Linked DNA regions of Homo sapiens: region 1 is linked to region 2. A link is a loop called in an ENCODE intact Hi-C map of the cell type or tissue named here. Cell type or tissue: PC-9. All regions are shown on one strand. Links, peaks and the distances in the headings refer to the core of each region. The heading gives the core; the rest is flanking DNA.

Region 1 (8,000 bases), core at 1-8,000, 650 kb before region 2:
CCCATTAAAAATCAAAACCAAACCAAAATATAATGGCAAAAAAGTATTCAATCCCCAACTAGTAGCTCTCACTTATCTCAAGGATTTTTTTTAAATCATTATCCTAAGAAAACAAATTTTGGACAACTCCTGGGAGTACATTACAAGGGACTGATCCCATATAAACCGAGGCAGATACGCAGGAAAAATAGACAAGAAATGTGCCATACTTCATCAGAAATGCAGCAAGTCAAACAGTTCATCTATACTACCTTCTTTCTACCTTGACAACTTACCATAGCCATCATGTCTAAACGAAGAAGGGTGTTCTCCCAAAATGGCTTGTCTCTGGCGACCCTTTCCTCTATCTGACACAAAAGTAGAAACATGGTTTTAACAATTTTGACCCAAGTACTTAATGGAGTTCTCAGATGGGAAACACCCATTCAAAACATCCAATACAACAATTCATAAAAGAAATACGATTCCTGGTTAACTTTAAACATCCATTCATATCCAATTTAAACACAACACCAAGAGTGTAAAAAATTAATTCCATCTAACAAATTCCACTTAACTTGAATATATCTTTTTGGCAAATGCCAAATACAATCACACTTTCAAATTTAAGGAAGAATGGATACTTTTCAGAAAGTGAATGTACACAATGCTAGAAGTTTGACACTGTACAGAAGTTTTTACCAATACATGTCTTTAAAACAAGCTTTAAGTGCAGTACTTTTGAAAGACAGTACCTGAATCATACTATTAGCTTCAACAGCAACACATTTTCAAAGTGGGCTTCTTTCAAGAAGTTTCAGCATAAGCCAACAACAACCTGTATTACATGGTTTCACAATCAGTAAACACAGAGTATTTTATAAGTATATGCACATATTTACAAACACCTGACTTGAGAGCTGAAAATGTTCACATCACTGACTCATATTATATCATGAATAGGTCATTGTCTATTGACCATAACACCAGGTAGGACTATGAGCAACCCCAAACTTTAAAGATGCCAAGATAAAGCTAACCAAGGGGGCTACATTATTGGATGAGAATACTACAATACTCTAAAGGATAATTTTTATTCTAGCTACGTTTTCAGAAAAGGCATGCCAATTTTCCCAAATCTAATTAGAGACATCAACAAAAAAATTATTTATAAGTTTCTAAAATAGCACCTCCTATGTTAGTAAATTTTAAAAATCATTATACAATACTTTTAGAAAGTTTGCTGATGAAATTACAGTGCCCAATAAGATTTTTAAAAATATGTATCTCAAGACTCTGGTCATTCTAATCCTTGAAAATTCAGAGAGCCTTTACCTATATCCTTAGTCACCTAAACAAATGAGGTTTATGGGAGATGAGAAATACTTTAATTTTCACTTCAGTCTAGAGAAGTAGAGTTTTAATCACCTATTCCAAGTTATTGTGGCATTGAAAGGGACTGAGGCCATCTAGTTTAACTTTTACTCAATGTAAAAATTCTCTTTACATCATCTCTGTAAGTTGGGACCATTTAGCTTCTGCTTACCCAAAACCAATAATAAGATTTCCAGATAGCCCTAAATTGTGAGAAAATGAATTTTTATATTGTATAGAAATTGATCCTCTACCCATATTCTACCCCATTTAGGGCCTTACAGACTTAGTCGTTGGCCAAAACCTCTTCTAAATGCTCAAGAAGTTATTATGACTGTCCCCCCGACCCCATTTCCCCAAAGTCATTTCTTCTTCAATCCTAACATTCACAGTTCCTTCTACCACATGGCTTCTAACGTCTCTCATCACGCAAGTCTCACTCCTTTTGAGCCAATCTAGCCTACTAATCCATTCTGTTAATGTTCCTCTGCTTAAGCATACGCCATCAAACACTAAATACAAATCCTTATCTGACCTAGGAATCTTAAAACCACAACAACCATAATGTCTTCATGACTCAGTTTTATTGATACAGTTAACAGTGTGCTATAAAGGAAAGAGAACTGGGTTGGGAATCAGACGATTCCAACTTAAACCACTAATTTGCTGTATAGTCACAGAAACAATTTTCATTCATAAATGAAGGAGTTAGAGTAGATTATCTTCCAAGCTATCTTTCAGCCAAACATTCTCATTAATAATTCACTTCTAAATGACGAGTTAATGGGTGCAGCACACCAGCATGGCACATGTATACATATGTAACTAACCTGCACATTGTGCACATGTACCCTAAAACTTAAAGTATAATAATAATAAAATAAAATAAAATAATTAAAAAATTAATAATAATTCACTTCATTTGAAGTATTCACTGCGTAACAGGTCACGTAAAACAGAAGTGAGCAGAAAGTTGAACCCTAAATATATCAGTTTCTAAACAGTGGTAAGCTTTCCTAGAGTCAAATGATCTGATGGAAGCTGTGAACATTCTCCCCAAAAAGATGCACCTATCTACTACAGGTTCTAAGATTTCTGGAGGGGTTCCCTGGCGTCCTGGTTAGGGATTCTTTACACTAAAATGTAATTCAAGCTGAAAAGGGCTTTGAAAAAAGTGAGGGTATGTTTTTAAAAAAGTTTTTATTTTTTTTGGTTAAAAAAAAAAATGTTATGAAGGTCTTTATTTGGGGATAGCAACCTAACAGTTTCAATAGCTATCAATTTGAGTGCAAGCTAAGAGCTCTACAGAAACAAAAACATAAACTGTTATGGTCTCGCAAGACAAATATCTGTAAGGAATTAGAAAACAAAAAATTTTCCTTCAAAGCATAAACTAAAAACGTTTTACGTGCTTTAATTATATTTCACTATTCACATATATACCTTATACATTTCTAAACTTATCTGACTAGAATTATATGAAGAACTAACCTCAGCTGGCTTTGTGTAAACATCAGACCCTTTAAAAGAATAGATGTAAACACTATTAAAATAAGCTTATCTACACCTGTTTAAAGAGCCCCTGAGAAAAATGTAACCACAACTATTTCAAATGAGATTTTTTTAAAAAAACAAAACCGAGTGGTCAATAACTGTAAATTGACAGAAGTGAGACATTTCTCATCAACCACTTGTCCGGTTGTTTCAGTGCTAAGGATGTGCTTTCTAATACTGACATCAACTGTACCAACCCAAGGCCAGGCAGATTTCCATAAGTAGTGAAAAACATGGGGTCTAGCCAAAGCTGCATTACAAAACAAACCTATTTGCAATTTCATGCATAAGGCAAGATGATTTCCTGGGAATTGAGAGTTAAAGGAGCCAATCATCTAAAAGTCCTAAATATGCAAACATGCAAAAGATCAATCATCACATTGTCTTTTTCTTTTTGCTAGAGTACATGCACTATAGAGTACCCACTCCCCAAGGTATTTTGTATGCCATAAAATTTTTTTCTAGTTACTGACTTTTACAGACATACTCATCTTGAGCTTTTCCACCCTGTAGTTCAAACACTGATATTGTAGTTAAGATGTAGCCAATACTGCAGCCCCCTTGTTTTTACAAGATCCACATTTTAATTTGTATATTCCAGAATTGCCACACAGTTAGTTGAACAATTTTATCAGTCAAATTTATCCTCACGAAATCTAGCACTTATAGGTGAAGATGCATCCCAAATGAAATGCTCTTATTTTCAGATTTATCAAGTTTAAAGATATTCTATCTTGAACAGACATGTTACTTTCACCTACATTTGAAATGTCAAAATTTCTAGTTACACAAATTGACAGTGATAACCTTAAATTGTTACAAAAAGTGACAACTTATAAACAGCCACTTTACAAAAATCAAACCACACAGAAGAACGTCTTTCACATATAATGCACCTTTTCATTATGTTAGAATTTCTGTTCAGTGACCACAATTGAGAAAAAAACAAAAAATTTAAAAAGTAAACAATGCAGCAAGTGTGCACCTTTCTAATCCTTTTATTTTTCTATCTGTGTGGATTGGTTGAGCATTATCAATTCCCAAGACCTGTTAATAAACTGGTCCTGGTTATTTGCCAATTAACAATTTGAATCTAAGCTGCACACAGTCACAGTAATGGGCATTAAGATTTACAACATTGCAGATGAAGTCTAGTTTCCGTTAGTGGAAAGTCTTAAATTCTACAACTGAAACCTTAAGGGAAATCAGACCAATATATACATACAACTTGTATAAATGGGCACAGTCTATCATGGTGTTCATCCCATGCAATTCTGAAGTACTGTTAAGTGTCCTCCTTTAAAAACTTGGGGTGATGGTGCATGCAGTATGCAGTCAAGGTGAATTGCGAGTCTGAGTTTTTCAGAGGGCTTTTTGCTGATGCCGATGTTGTGCATGATGAAGTGTAGAGTCAGCCTGCTGGAGTCCTCTATCCTTCTTAATGCCTCGTCCAGCTTGGGGGAAAGTCCTTTCCATAGAGAAGCAGTGTGCAAGTTTGCAGTTTGTAAGGAATATTCTGAATCAGTTTCCTCTCCTCCAAAGAGAGAGAGCTGCTTGGAGAAATGCAAGTCCTTGAACTGCGGGCGTGCCTGAATGTGTGGGCTCCTTGTTGAACTAAATATAAATAGCTCAGTACATACCAGTAGGGGGCACTAATGTTCAAGGTTATTTTCCAGCATTACATGGCCTTTTGCAACAAAAGCATTCATCAACAAGGTTTTCATTTGAATTAACTAGCTCATCTCAGGAAAAAAGAATCTAACTGCATATAAAAATTTGTCAGCAGATCAAGTACATTCTAAAATGTATAAAATACCTACCTCGTCTTCCCAAATATGGTTTAGTGTAGTCCCAACTGTCATTGTCATTCCTAATAACATTTAGACGAGTTGGCTGTTAAGATTGAAAATAATGTAAGTTCAAACTGCATATCCAAAGCATAAATATTTCTTGGGTAGGGTGTTGAAAAAAATATTTACCCGTGCATATTCAATTTTTAGTGTGCAACATCCAGCATATATATCAGCTCCATTGAGTGCTGCTTTAGCTTTCTGGGCACAAAGGACTGATTCAAACATAAGCTCTATTAAGGAAATTCGGTTTAAGGTATCTGATACTTAATCATTATTCACTCCCAAAGGACAGGATTGAAAATAATCAGAAGTAGCTCTTTTACTTCTGGAAATGTTTTACCAATTTCAGGATGAATTTTAAGAGAATTTTTTGTTTTGTTTTGTTTTTGAGACGGAGTCTTGCTCTATCACCAGGAGTGCAGTGGCGCGACCTGGGCTCAATGCAACCTCCACCTCCCGGGTTCAAGCAATTCTCCTGCCTCAGCCTCCCAAGTAGCTGGGACTACAGGTGTGTGCCACCGCACCCGGCTAATTTTTAATTTTTTTAGTAGATACGGGGTTTCACCATGTTGACCAGGATTGTCTCGATCTCTTGACTTCGTGATCCGCCCGCCTCGGCCTCCCAAAGTGCTGGGATCACAGACGTGAGTCACTGCGCCTGGCCAGGAGAATTTATTTTTAAGATCAAGGGTGGCTGGGCACAGTTGCTCACGCCTGTAATCCCAGCACTTTGGGAGGCTGAACCAGGTGAACAGCCTGAGCTCAGGAGTTCGAGACCAGCCTGGCCAACATGGTGAAGCCCCATCTCTACTAAAAATACAAAAATTAGCTGGGTGTGGTGGCAGGTGCCTGTCATCCCAGCTACTTGGGAGGCTGAGACACGGGAATCACTTGACCACCCTGGGCAACAAAAAGCAAAACTCCATCTTAAAAAAAAAAAAAAAATCAAGGGTACCAAAGAAAACATAATACAACCGAACTATCTACCTTAATTCTTTTAGGTCATCATTAGTACTTTATAAATCGGAAAGCAGAGGAGATAATGGAGCATGGTCCCATTCCCTAGCAAAGGACAACTTGCAACCTTGAAACAGAAAAGATTTTACTCTTTAAGAAGAACATTACAAAGAGCCAAAGTAATACAAAACAAATACATGATTTTTACATATTTCTGAGAAGGCATAGTTTTATAATACTCTATCTAAAATTTTATCAGTTTTTAAAAAAATTACTTAAGTCCATAATCTTAAAAAAATAAAATCACAAAGGTATATAAGGTAAAAAAACAAAGATAAAACATAAGTCCCTTGCCAGAAGTAAGCACTATTAAAGCGTTTGCTGTATATCCCTACCTTCTTCTATGCATACACATGCACACGTAGGTTGGGGTTTTCTCTTTATTATTATTATTTAAGATGGGTCCAGCTTGGGGGAAAGTGTATTATCTATACTATTTTGTAACTTGCTCTTCTTACTCAATGTGTGACAAATTTAACATAAAGAAGTTTTTACATAAACCATTACCATTTTAAAGGTTCAATAAAAAAAGGTAAGATTTTACTGACTCTAAAGTTTTGGTACTTCCAAACTACTTTAAGAGGGAGTCAGAAAAGTTCACTTAGGATAAATTCCAAAATAGTACAAGTGTACATATCTTCAAATAGTGTTATTTAACAGCTTAAAAAGGAAGCACTAGATTGCTTTCTGGTAGCAAGTTATTCTTATCATAAATAGTAAAATTCCCTATGAGTACTGCAGTTTCATTTTTTAAAGCTAAGTCACGTAGATTTTTGTGAGAGGACAAAGTAAACACCACTTGTCTAGAAATGCTTAAGCCAGAAAAAATAAGATCCGTATGAATTACACATCAATAAAAATTTACAAATAAAGGATATTCAACCATTGCTTGTATCCCATTTCTCTTGAATATAACAATACGTTGCACTTTGCCAACAGGGTTGCATACAGTATATAAAACATCCTATGAAGGAAAAGAAAAAGATTTCTTCACACTTTACATCTGAAAAAACATTAAAGCTATACTTCGTTTTGTTTTACCTAAAAACTATCAACTGTCAAGATGTCATTTCTATTGATTAATAAAATTAATTCTTAAAATTATTACTTTTTTCTTGAGACAGGGTCTCACACTGTTGCCTAGGCTAGAGTGCAGTGGCACGATCACAGTTCCCTACAGCCCTGACTTCCCAGGCTGAAACGATCTCCCGCCTCAGCCTCCCGAGTAGCTGAGACTTCAAGGCATGCACCACCACACAAGGTTAATTTTTTCGTTTTTTGTAGAGACAGAGTCTCACTATGTTGTCCAGGCTGTCTCAAACTCCTGAGCTCAAGGGATCCTACTACCTCAGTCTCCTAAAGAACTAAGATTATAGGTATGAGCCACCATGCTGGCCTAAAATTATTATACTTTAATAAATCTTAAGGTATTTCTTCACCTACACAATACACCCACATTAAAGAAGTTCCAATGGAACATTTGGAAAGCACTGTCACCTATTTTATGTCCTAAATGAATCCTCAATTTTTATTTTCTTAACAGGTGACTAAAATAACTTCTGATGATATAAAATTAATAAACCAAAACTATAATCAATGAATATTTTTTCCAAATGTGACACTGAAATGTTTAATATTATAATCACTTGTGTTATAGTAATAAATATGTATTAAGAGATAATATTAGAACAACTCTGGTACTCATTTTTCAAGGGACAATGGCCATAAAGAAAAGACCCAAGGAAGACCATACAGTTACATGTCACTAAACAAGACGCCTGAGTCATCTAAGAATCTAAATACCTACTTAGGAGTAATTATTCAACTATCAAGAAATTTCTTGAGCATCTATAATTTACACAGCTGCATTGTTACACACCAGAGATATAACAAAAAACAGAGTACCTACACTAGATTAGTTACATGTTTTCCCAACACCGAATATTATAAATATATTACTATATATTAATAAGTCTATATTTAAAATACAAAATGTCTAATTAAATCTAAAGAATATCTTATGCTTTAAGTTTATGTCCCAATATCATATGCCCAGACTACATATGATACCAACTGAAGTTTCCCTTACTGTGATGTTCCTCTATTCATTACAAAAATTAAGTGTCTGTGTTACTAGCTTATTATGAAACAGCATGTGAGTAGGAAGAAAACTAGTTCTGGAAACAAATCCTTTTTAAAACTTCTACCAATAACACTTTTCAA
Region 2 (12,401 bases), core at 1,702-9,701:
GTAATCCTAGCACTTTGGGAGGCTGAGGCAGGTGGATCACCTGAGGTTAGGAGTTCGAGAGCAGCCTGGCTAACATGGCAAAACCCTGTGTCTACTAAAAATACAAAAATTAGCCGGGCATGGTAGCGGGTCCCTGTAGTCCCAGGTATTTGGGAGGCTGAGGTGGGAGGACAGCTTGAGCCCAGGAGGTAGAGGCTGCAGTGAGCCGAGATCGCCCCACTGCACTCCAGCCTGGGCGACAGTGTGAGACTCTGTCTCTAAATAAATAAATAAATAAATAAATATTATGATAGAGACAGTGAAGGTGAAAAAGGCTAGAACCTTCTAGATTAAAATGAGAAGAACATGAGCTAAGTCTATAGACAGGAAAGCTTAGGATACAAGTAGGGAAGAGAAAGATGTTCAAGTCAAGCAAACTGGTGTATGCATTGAATGTTTTATAATAGTTTCAGGGCCTTGAACAATACATGAAGTAAGCATAAATTTCTAACTTCATGAAAATGTATGTTAATTTATAAATTAATTTATAGAATGGCTGAACATATCTGTCTTCTAAGTCAACATACAACATCCTATTTAGTGCAGGATAAAGTTTAACTATGAATTAATATGCCATTTTAATTGTTTTTATATTAATTTTTATTTTAAAAGTAATATATGTGCATTCACAGAAATTTGAGAAAATTTGAGAAAACTCAAATTTTCAATTATACTTAACATTCTAGTATGTTATCTCATTTTTTCATATATCATCCCAGGAACATTTCCCCAGGACATTAACTATTGTTCTAAAGCATGCTCTCTAATGGGCTGGCTGCATATTGTACTATTGTATGGATGGATATACCAAAATGCCTGTAACCAATTATTTACTGTTGGAAAATTAGGGGAGTCCAATATTTTTGTTATAAATAATGACGTATTGAACATTCATATGTATAACTTTTGCCCTCATCTGATTATTTTCTTACTATAAATTTCTCTAAATGGAATCTCTTGATCAAAGGATGAAAACAGTTAAAATTTTTTCATACATATTGCCAAATTGCCCTCCTAATGGCACTCTCTCTAGCCATCAATGAGGAGGTCTGATTCCCTGACTGTTGATAAGACTGGGTATAATAATTTTTGAAAAATCTTTGCCAAATTTAACAGATGAGAAATGGTACCTTGCTAAAAAGTTTTGAATTTCCTTGATTAATAGGGAAGGATAAGCATGTTTTCTTAGATGTACTGGTCATTTCCTTCTCTTTTTTTTTTTTTTTGAAGACTTCTGTCTTCAAAAAAAAAAAAAAAAGAGAGATGGGGTCTCACTCTGTTACCCAGGTTAGAGTGCAGTGGCATGATCTCTGCTCACTGCAGCCTTCACCTCTTGAGCTCAAGTGATCCTCCTACCTCAGCCTCCCAACTAGCTGGGACAACAGGCTAGGTTAATTTTTGTAGTTTTTGTAGAGATGGGTTTCACCATGTTGGCCAGGCTGGTCTTGAACTCCCAAGCTCAGCTGATCCACCTGCCTCAGCCTCCCAAAGGGCTGGGATTACAGGCATGAGCCACTGCACCCAGCCTCCTTCTCTTTTTTAATGATTTGCTTCCCATGTTCACTGGAAGGTAAGGTGAGGCTCCTTTTCTGTGTGTGCTCTGTTCAATGCTGTAGACTTAGCACTGGCTGGGTGCACAGTCTACATTTATGAAAGTTTTTTTTGAATAAATATATTTATTAATTGGATGTTAACCTTTTAAAAAATGTTATTTGTAAAATCTGCATAGGTAGACATAAAATTTATTCATTCTGGCAAATAGTTTACCCAATATCTCATTTCTATTTTAGTTTTGTTTATGGTACTTTTTTGTCAAAGGGAGTCTCTTAAACTACTGTGATTTAATATTTGACAGTTAAAAGTCCCTTTTTTCTCGATTTAGTCTTTTTCAAATTTCAAAAAATACCCTATTGGTATTCTGATTAGAATTTTGTTTAATAAACAGATAAACTGTAGAGGCAATATTTTTATAATCATGAATATTTCCATTTAGAAACATGTTCATTTAAATAAAATCCTTACATATCTCAGTTTTGTAGTTGTCTTCATGCAGAGTCAGAACAACTCTTTATCTTTATTCCTAAACTTTTGTTGTTGTTAATATTTGAATGGGATCCTTCTCCACTAATTTTTTTTTTTTTTTTTTTTCTTGAGACAGAGTCTTGTTCTGTCACCAAGGCTGGAGTGCAGTGGTGTGATCTCGGCTCACTGCATCCTCCGCCTCCTGGGTTGAAGCAATCATCGTGCCTCAGCCTCCCGAGTAGCTGGGACTACAGGCACCCACAACCACACCCAGGTAATTTTTATCTTTTTAGTAGAGACAGGGGTTCACCATGTTGGCCAGGCTTGTCTAGAACACGTGAGTTCAAGTGATCCACCTGCCTCAGCCTCCCAAAGGCATGAGACACTGCACCCAGCCATTCTCTGTTAGATTTTCTAAAGTGTTGTTTGATACAAATGCTGTTAATTTTTGCATGTGGAATCTGTCGTGTTATAGGGGTCGCTGTACTGAATTCCACTGGTTTTAATAACTCTTTAGGTGGTTCTCTTAGATTTTGTAGATCAGTAATATCTTGCAAATAATGACAATTTTATTTCATTTCCAAAAGCTATGTTTTGTTTTTCTTATTACATTACATTGGCTAGAGTTCTCAGAACAACGTTGCATTATAGTGGTGACAGCTGACATCCTTGTCTTGTTTCCTCACTTTAATGAAAGTTCTTTTAGTTTTACCATTGAGTATAACATTGGCAGTTGATTTGAAGAGGGGTGTGTGTGCCAACACTTTGGGAGGCCGAGGCAGGTGGATCATGAGGTCAGGAGTTCAAGACCAGCCTGGCCAAGATGGTGAAACCCCGTCTCTACTAAAAATACAAAAATTAGCCGGGCATGGTGGTGTGTGCCTGTAATCCCAGCTACTCGGGAGGCAGAGGCAGAGGCAGAGAACTGCTTGAACCCAGGAGGTGGAGGTTGCAGTGAGCTGAGATCGCGCCACTGCACTCCAGTCTGGGCAACAAAGTAAGACTCCATCTCAAAAAAAAAAAACTATTCTTTTAATCCTAGATGCTAGGGATTAAAAAAAAATCAGGAAAGGATGTTGAATTTATCAACATTTCAAATTTTCAAATTTATCAATCGTACATTTTTTTATCTTATTAGTGAATTATATGAATAGGTTTCCTAGTATCAAACCATGGTTCATTCCTTGAACTCAGATAATCCAATACATAATTTAGCCTCAAATTCATTTTGATTTTATATCTGTGGTAGGTTTTTCTCCTAATTATAACTCCTATAGGTAAATCATTGTTTGCCTTTTGAAGACATCCTGAGACTGGATGGGGTAGCCAGATGCATTGTGGTAGAAAGGGGAATTGTGGCTGGGATTTGAAATTTGCCATGGTTAATTCCACAGAAAATGAAACTGAGAACTGGCTGTACAGAATTTCAGTTTCCAGATTACTTACCCATTTGGGTTTCTTTCCAGCTCATTTAAAAGTGTATGATCACAGTATTCAAAAACTAAATGCATTTTCCTTTTTCTCCTGAACACCTCGATGAGGTTCACAAGATTTGGATGTTTTAATTGCTGTGAAAGAATTGAAATGCAAAGTTAAGTGATCTGTTACTAGTAAAAGCTTCTACCCAGACCCCTTAAAGAAACTTAAAGTTGGAAGAAATTTAAGATTCATCCAATGTACCTATAATAAGTGGTAACAAAATTGCTTGAATCTCTCTGGTGATAGCAAGTAAAGTATGTAACTTAAAATACTGCAATAAAACAAAAAACACTTTATGTATTTTATGGAAATTCTATATATACAAGTCATAAAATAACCTGAGTAGAAAATTGAGGAAATGAAATTATTAAGGACTATAAAAATAATCAATATCCACTCAGCTTACATATTGCCATGGATTTTATGGATTTAAATCCAGTCTGGATTCTAGTGTTGACTCCCAGTAATACTTGTTCCTAACCATCAAATCGGAATAAACTGTCTATTCTAGAAGTCCCCACAATTAGTCTGTGTTTTAAATTTACTTATTTATATTTATATAAATTATATATATTATATATATATTATATATATTATATATATATAATATATATTATATATTTTCAGCATTGTTCTTTGATTCTGTTGTTCTCTCTTATGCATAGATATTTTGTGTGTTAAATTCTATTCCCAAACTGACGCATTTCACAAGACAGCCTCTGTTTAATATCGCAAACCCAAGGAAAAATGCTGATTAGGTAGGACAGACCATCACTACAGCGATTAGATAATTTTATCTTCCAAACTAGGGTAATGGGTAGAAGCCAGGACTATCGTAGGCAAACCAGCACATATGGTCACTCCGTCTGTAACTAGGGTGACCACATAATTCAGCATACACACCAGGACACTTTTTTTTTTTCCTTGCTCTGTCGCCCAGGCTGAAGTGCAGTGGCGCCATCTCGGCTCACTACAACCTCCGCCTCCTGGTTCCAAGTGATGCTCATGCCTTAGCCTTTGCTGTAGCTGGGACTACAGGTGGGTGCTACCACGCCTGGCTAATTTTTGTATTTTTAGTAGAGATGGGGTTTCACCATGTTGGACAGGCTGGTCTCACGTGGACAGGCTGGTCTCAAACTGCTGACCTCAAGCAATCCATCTGCCTCGGCTTCTCAATGTGCTCGGATTACAGGCGTGAGCCATTGGGCCTGGCCACACCAGGACACTTTTGAAAGGGGATGTGAACCAGGCAGGACACTGGGACAAAAACTATAAAGCAGAACTCTCTTGGGCAAATCAGGATACATGATCACTCTTATTCCTAACCCATCTTCCCTGTTGTTTTCCCAGTATAGTAGACAAATCAACTTTCCAAACTCTCTTCCATTTACCCAGAAAGATACTGAGAGAGAACACAGCATTTTGCATATAGTAGAAGCTCAACAAATAACAGGCCCAGTAGAAAATTTTAGGTACAGAGACTCACAATGCATGCCTCTACCTCAGTATCTATTAACGTAAGCATGGCTTGACCAAAACAAATGTCACCCTAAAACTGTGTGCCTGCTGCTCCACAGCTGGGGAAAAGAGAATCCATTATACATTAAAAATATGCCCAGGCTGAGGCAGGAGGATCGCGTGAACCTAGGAGTTCGAGATCAGCCTAAGCAACATACTGAGACCCCATCTCTCTAAGGGAAAAAAAAGAGAGAAGCCCAAAGCACCAAACCAATTTGTTTTCTATGTGCTCCACTGCCTAAAAGAGCAGAAAGGCAAAGAGTGGAAGAGACTAGGTCATCTAAAAAGCCAGTGGCTTTGTGCCGCTGCAAAACCACAGTATGGAAGCAAAGCAGGATCTCTACTAGGGGAGTAAAAGATTTACAGATACTACAGTTTGATGCAATGTCAAGGTTAAACCTGGTCCAATCTCCTGTCTTTGGGTAGGTCAGCAATTTATACCGCCTTTGCAAATGAAGTTAACCTAGCCCAGGAAAACAGTAACTTGCCTAAAGAAAAACAGGTGGTAAGGACAGAGAGGCAAGCAATTTAAATAACAAGACTATGTGAGGAAAGGAAGGTCGACTGATCACAGAAGGAGCTGTTCAGGACCTACATGGACACAACATACCAAAAGCAGAAAGATGGACGTTCTGACATTCTGAGGGCCTTCATCAGAGACCAAGCTGAGTCATAATCAGGCTAGTTTTTACCTTACAGCCTCATTCTCCAGTTGGGCACTTGTAATGCAGAAGGTACTACCTGAGCATTAACTTTATCTGAAGACTTGGGACGGAGAGGCTGACAGGTAAAAGCATTATTTTTATTAGAAAGCCACACTGCTTGGTTCAGACCCGCCCTGCAGCTTAGCTCAGTGAGGGTGCCAGAGCTGGCTAGCTGACCGGCGCGCCCTCTGCTGGCTGAGAGGTAAGAGTGAACTTTTTTTTATCATGATGGATGTGTTCCTGAAGACTGTATCAAGTTATATTTCAAACAAAACCCTAGTGTGTATTAGTTGAGGAAACCTGTGGGAAATAATATTTGAAAATGAGAGAAAACATGATAATTATTAGTGATAATTATTATCCTCCCTTACAAACTGAATTTCTGGGGATTTTCTAAAAACAGACGACGTGTCAAAAATGAAGGTTGCCTGTGTGTCCTTGAAATCACAGGGTCTTGTCACATAATGTGTAGCCCACAAACCAGCAGCTTCCGCACTTCCTGCGTACTCAGAAATGCAGAATCTCGGGCCCACCCCAGACCTCCCAACTCAGAATCTGCATTTCAACAAGGTCCCCGGGGATTCCAATGCATATTAACATTTGAGAAGTGCTGCCCCAGACCTCCGTTTCCTCTGCGGAAAATATGGTTGTTAGATAAGAAGCATCTCTACGGTCGCTTATAGATCTAAAACTGTAAGATATTTAGCGTAAGAAAAAATTTACATTGAGAACTTAGGAATCTTACATGTCAAATCTTATCAGAGTGAAAACAATTATAACAAAAACCTTTATGTAAAAAATGTGTACGTTACCGGGGGTGCTATTCAGTATGTCTAAGAACCTGGGGTGCAGTGCAGGCAGGAACCAACGCATGTCGATGCCTACCAGGGCATTGGTGCGGTCCTGTGGGACTGACTCTCTGTGCCAGGAGGTGCTCTTTTAGTTGCTGGTTGGTAGGGGAAGTATTTGGAGGGATATCCAGAGGAGGGCCAGGGTTGGGGGCGAGCGTAAACACTGGGGTGAGTGGACTTAGGATATTTACTAACAAGAATAAAAGTTCTTTTCAGTATAACAATCTATAGCTGTATTCATACACAGACAAAATCAGAGTGGCCGAAGTCCAAAGTGATAATCAACTTATTACCCAAAGGTGCTGATACAAAGGAATTTAAGTCCAATGGGGGGAAAATAACTTTAAAATTCTTTGCAATTTTAACATGCATATTTCACTCAATTCCATGATATTTTACATATATATAAAGTTAACTTACCTTCAACATACGTATTTCTCTTAGTGCTATTTTCTTAACAACAGGATCATCTTCAGATTCCACAAATTTTTTAACAGCTACTACTTGTCCAGAGGTTTTGTTTCTGCATTTGAATACAACCCCATAAGACCCTTCTCCAGTCTTAGCTAATTTTTCATACTTTTCCATTATAGCTGAAGTGACTTAAATTATTGTATCGATTGACTTGCAGTACAATGCTGCACCTGGAAAATAAGGTAGACTTGCCTTAATCAAGCTATAAAAGACAATGTTCTCACAGGTTATATACAACCAATTTGTCCACATGCCAAAGGTTTATATTCATCAATTAATTGGAAATCCACTTAAAAATATTTGGATATTATTTTGTTAGTTTAGTTTAGTCCTCTGCAGCTCTTCCAGCTATCAAAAGATTTCATATGCTATTTCTGACAATGGTTCTATGTTGACCTCAGTTGAACTAAAAGAATTTGTGGAAAGGAAACTTATCCCATCTATTGTTTTCATTATGCTCAAGCAAACAACTGAAATATGATGCTGTAAAATCCAGCTGAAGGAACATTTCATACTCTGGAATATGCTGTTTATCTTTTCTCTTCTAACCCAAGTGCATACACAATGACTAGGAGGAGTTGTGTAAGAAGACATGGTACAAAAAGTGCTATACTTCCACCTGGTGGAGAGAAGAAAGAGCGTGGGCCATTGAACAAAGCAGTCTTTAAAAACAATAACAGGCCAGGCACAGTGGCTCAAGCCTGTAATCCCAGAACTTTGGAAGGCCAAGGTGGGTGGATCACCTGAGGTTGGGAGTTCAAGACCAGCCTAACCAATATGGAGAAATCCCATCTCTACTAAAAATACAAAATTAGCCAGGTGTGGTGGCACATGCCTGTAATCCCAGCTACTCAGGAGGCCCTTGAACCCAGCTGAGATTGTGCCATTGCACTCCAGCTTGGGCAACAAGAGTGAAACTCTGTCTGAAAAACACAAAACAATAACAGAATCCTTTTAGGGTATTTATTGCTCCTAGCTTTTATTTTCATGGAAGAACAGATTCTTAAGTTCTTAGCCCCAAAAGAAAATAATAAACACAAAGAAAGCATTCATTCTTATGAATTCTTTCACATCTCTAGTGATTTCTATGGAAATACTGGGTTTTTCTGTTTTGTGTCATCCATTCTTGAATGAATGTTTTGGTGACCGAATTAAATATTACATGATGACTAAGGCCAACATATTTAAATAAATCAGTCTAAGAATTAAAAATAGAAAAATTCTAATTAGTCTCAAAAACCCCACCCCACTTTATCCAGCAGAATCTTGTTAATATAACCTAATAACAATTACAATAATAATGGCACTTAACATTGTTCTATACAAATTACATAGAATGTGCACAAATATTCTATGAAGTAGGTGTTATTTTTATCCAATTATACAGATGAGAAAAGACACAGTGAAGGTAATACAGAATTAGAACCCACGGAGTGAGATTTCAAAGAACACAATTTTAATCACTACATTACACAGCCTCTCAGTTAAGTGCAAAAGAATGCATAATTCAGCCAGGCATAGTGGCTCACACTTGTAATCCCAGAACTCTGGGAGGTCGAGGCAGGTGGATCACCTGAGGTCAGGAGTTCGAGACCAGCCTGGCCAACATGGTGAAACCCTGTCTCTACTAAAAACACCAAAAAATTACCCGGGTGTGGTGGCACAGGCCTGTAATCCCAGCTACTTAGGAGGCTGAGGCAGGAGAATCTCTTGAACCCTGGAGGTGGAGGTTGCAGTGAGCTGAGATCGCACCACTGCACTCCAGCCTGGGAGACAGAGCAAGGCTCCATCTCAAAAACAAAAACAAACAAACAAACAAACAAACAAAAAGAATGTATAATTCGAAGAACCACTTTATCCAGGTCTTGGTATTAACAAAATGTCAAGTGAAAAAGTTGACTACTTGTAAATTTCTCTTGTTTCAAATGAGTACACATTTTTTAAAACTTCTCTAATAATATTGTCTTTTCCAACTACAGATTATCTCAATGGTGAAAGAAATAATCTACTTCCACTTGCCACCATAAAAATATACAATGGAGAAAAATGTTTACCTGGATATAATGACTACTGACATACTATTTTTTACAGTGCTGCTTTTTTGAGGGGGAATGAATTCGATTTCCTCTCTTATTAAAGAAAGAAAATTCAAGCATACACACTCAAGTAACACATGGAAAATCCATCACAGATTATGTTCTGAAAGCCCTATTAGTTATACTGTATTTTTACCTATGTATTATTATTTTAAAGATATTTAGATGTGAGCATGCATACATTTGCATAGTAATAGATGGCTGGAAAGAGAGTAGGAGAAACTGGGAATTTGCTTTAGAAAGTTATTGGCATCTGGCTGGGAGCATTGGCTCATGCCTGTAATCCCAACACTTTTGGAGGCTGAGGTGGGAAGATCACTTGAGCCCAGGAGTTTGAGGTTACAGTGAACTATGATTGTACCACTGTATTACTTCCTGGGTGACAGAGTGAGACCCTGTCTCTAAAATAAAATGAGATAAAGTTATTGGTATAAAACTTTATAGATTTGTTAATTTAACCTACTTGATAAGTACTACAGTCATTGGGGGAAACTATAAATATGACAAGAAGCTTAATTATGAAGTTTTAATGTATGCATTATTTTATTATTTCCCTCTAGGTAGTTGATTTGATCTATTGATGTATGTTTTTTCTTTTTTCTCAACAGATTCAGTAACGACTGATTCCTCAGACTAATATTTAGATCTCATAATCACATCAACCAAACTGCTAAATACAATAAAATAAAGCTCCAGGAAATAGTACTTCACCTAGTAACCACTCAATATTTCTGTTTTCAAAAGCCCTACTATATGTTCATGGAAAATGAGTCTGAGTATGCAAGCAGGAATTAGACCAATGCCTGTAAATTCCTTTGTGGAATTTACAGCTCTAATTCCAGCTTACTAGGATTATAACAGAGTTTCTGGAGGCAGTAATTCCTACTCTCTTATTTGAGATCCAGACCAACTATCCAACTGCTTGATGAGTATCTCTACATGAATGGACAGAATCATCTAAAAATTGGAACATTCTAAACCAAATGCCTTCTCTTCTTTCTTATCCTCTGTCCATACCCAATGTTCACAAACATGCTCCACGTTATGCCTAAATGGCTTGTCAAGGTACATGTGGTGGGGGGCTTTGAGGTAGCCAAGGACAGTGACTGCTGCCTAAACCTAATCTCCTCATACATCTTCCACAAAGCAATACAAATCAACCAGGACAAATAAAACCACATAAATCCAGTGCCTTCAATATAACAAGAAGACACAGGACTCTACAAACTTAGGTAGAAAAGCAAAGCCTAGCTGGGCGTGGTGGCTCACTCCTGTAATCCCGGCACTTTGGGAGGCTGAGGCGGGCGGATCACGAGGTCAGGGGATCGAGACCATCCTGGCTAACACGATGAAATCCCATCTCTACTAAAAATACAAAAAATTAGCCAGGCATGGTGGCACGCGCCTGTAGTCCCAGCTACTCAGGAGGCTGAGACAAGAGAATTGCTTGAACCCAGGAGGCGGAGGTTGCAGTGAGCCGAGATCGTACCACTGCACTCCAGCCTGGGTGACAGAGTGAGACTCCATCTCAAAAAAAAAAAAAAAAAAAGAAAGAAAGAAAGAAAAAGAAAAGAAAAGCCTAAATTCTGGAGGGGTTATCTCTTGAGCTCCCACTGTAAACCTTGGCAGAACGCAAAGATATGAGAGGGGTGAGATCTAAAAAGCTTTAAGAAAGACAGAAGAGTAAAAGAAGGGCCTAAGAAAGACTTAAGATCACCTCCTTCCCAAAGAGAAAACACATCACAAGTGTAAAAATACCCTAAGTGTGTCCTGGTAGATCAGAACACTCACTACAAGGAAGGGGTGTAAAAGTAACATGGGTCTCAAGGTGGCACTAGTCAGTGTGGCACCATTTTTGGGGAATAAAAGGACAAGAGGGAAGGGAAAGACATCTGTTGGAGACTGGACAGTGAAGGGAAAAAGAAGCGAGAAGGATACATTTGGCATCTTGCAAGACAAAAGAGAATTCTGAATTGAAGGGCATGCGAATCCTCCCATCACCACTAAGACAGGGAAAAAGTGTCATCAATGAAAGAAACTGCATTTTACTACAGTGACAGAAAACACTCTCTTGGCCTAGGATGATAGTCAGTTACTAACAGCCAAAACCTGCCCAAGAAATGAAACAAGGGAAAGCCGTCCCCATACATGCTATTATTGTCAGAAAAAAGAAATGAGAACCCAAAAATTTCAGTTAATGAAAATCATTTACAAAAAAAAACACACAAAATCTAACCATGAAGCAAAAGAAAACTAACACAAACACTTCAAACTGATTTAAATATCCTCTCATAATTTGGAGATACGAAAAAGCCACAATGAATCAGATATTCAAATCACAAGTGGACAAAAATTATTTAAGAAGATATATATATATATATATAAATTTTATTTTTACTTTTTTTTTTTTTTTTTTTGAGACAGAGTCTCGTTCTGTCACCCAGGCTGGAGTGCAGTGGCACGATCTCGGCTCACTGCAACCTCTGCCTCCCGGGTTCAAGCGATTCTCCTGCCTCCGCCTCCTGAATAGCTGGGACTACAGGCGTGTGCCACCACTCCCGGCTAATTTTTGTATTTTTTAGTACAGGTGGGGTTTCACTGTGTTAGCCAGGACGGTCTCGATCTCCTGACCTCATGATCCACCTGCCTTGGCCTCCCAAAGTGCTAGGACTACAGGCGTGAGCCACTGCACCCGGCCTATATTTTCACTTTTTTCTTTTGGCTATTGATGTGTAGATTTGGATAAAAAGATATAAAAAGATAGTTGATTGAACTCAGAAAAGAATAATCAGAAAAAGACAAAATCATCTCAGAAATGACTAAATTATGAGATGCTGATAGGAGAATAGATTCAAGTGAAAATTTGATTGGGGCATTAAAGAAAGGCAGAACAGTAATTATGAGAATTAAAATGAAGAAAAAAAGGTAAAAGTTTAGACAGAAAGTTGAAATGGAGACAGGAAAAGAAGTCCGAACGTATGTACAACTGGAGTCCCTGAAGAAGACAAAACAATGAAACAGAATCAATAGTTGAAATAATAATCCAATAAAATTTTCTGGAAATAAAATAAAATCTAATTATATCTATTGAAAAGGCCCATTAGGTAGTTGGGAAAACTGACCCAGAACAACGAACTCCAAGACATATTTGAATAAAACAATCAAAGATAAAGAGAATACTCTCTGAGCCTCCAGACAAAAAGATTAAATAAGTGTGA

What was found. Hi-C counts contacts between places; a loop is a spot of excess contacts. Peaks named below come from ENCODE experiments on the same cell type or tissue, not always from the same donor. Only the 100,000 strongest peaks of a DNase experiment are listed, where the experiment ranks them.
Region 1: a loop joins it to region 2, with 8 times the contacts of the local background. A loop is called at or near these places in 3 of 110 quality-filtered maps.

Annotation. Positions count from the first base shown.
Region 1 is chr2:38,577,186-38,585,185 of GRCh38, forward strand. HNRNPLL (heterogeneous nuclear ribonucleoprotein L like) reads right to left here. Exons shown (of 13, transcript NM_138394.4): 4 at 6,656-6,741; 5 at 4,887-4,983; 6 at 4,728-4,800; 7 at 276-347. Among named protein-coding and RNA genes, the nearest start is that of HNRNPLL, 22 kb to the right of the region's middle. In PC-9, for the core only: a CTCF peak has its summit at 4,538 (motif pointing right); a DNase peak (open chromatin) is centred at 4,556.
Region 2 is chr2:39,222,332-39,234,732 of GRCh38, forward strand. It overlaps CDKL4 (cyclin dependent kinase like 4), which reads right to left. Exons shown (of 10, transcript NM_001397900.1): 2 at 7,034-7,257; 3 at 3,508-3,629. The coding sequence starts at 7,201. Among named protein-coding and RNA genes, the nearest start is that of CDKL4, 15 kb to the right of the region's middle. In PC-9, for the core only: CTCF peaks have their summits at 5,948 (motif pointing left), 6,148, 7,706 (motif pointing left) and 7,906; DNase peaks (open chromatin) are centred at 5,940 and 7,680.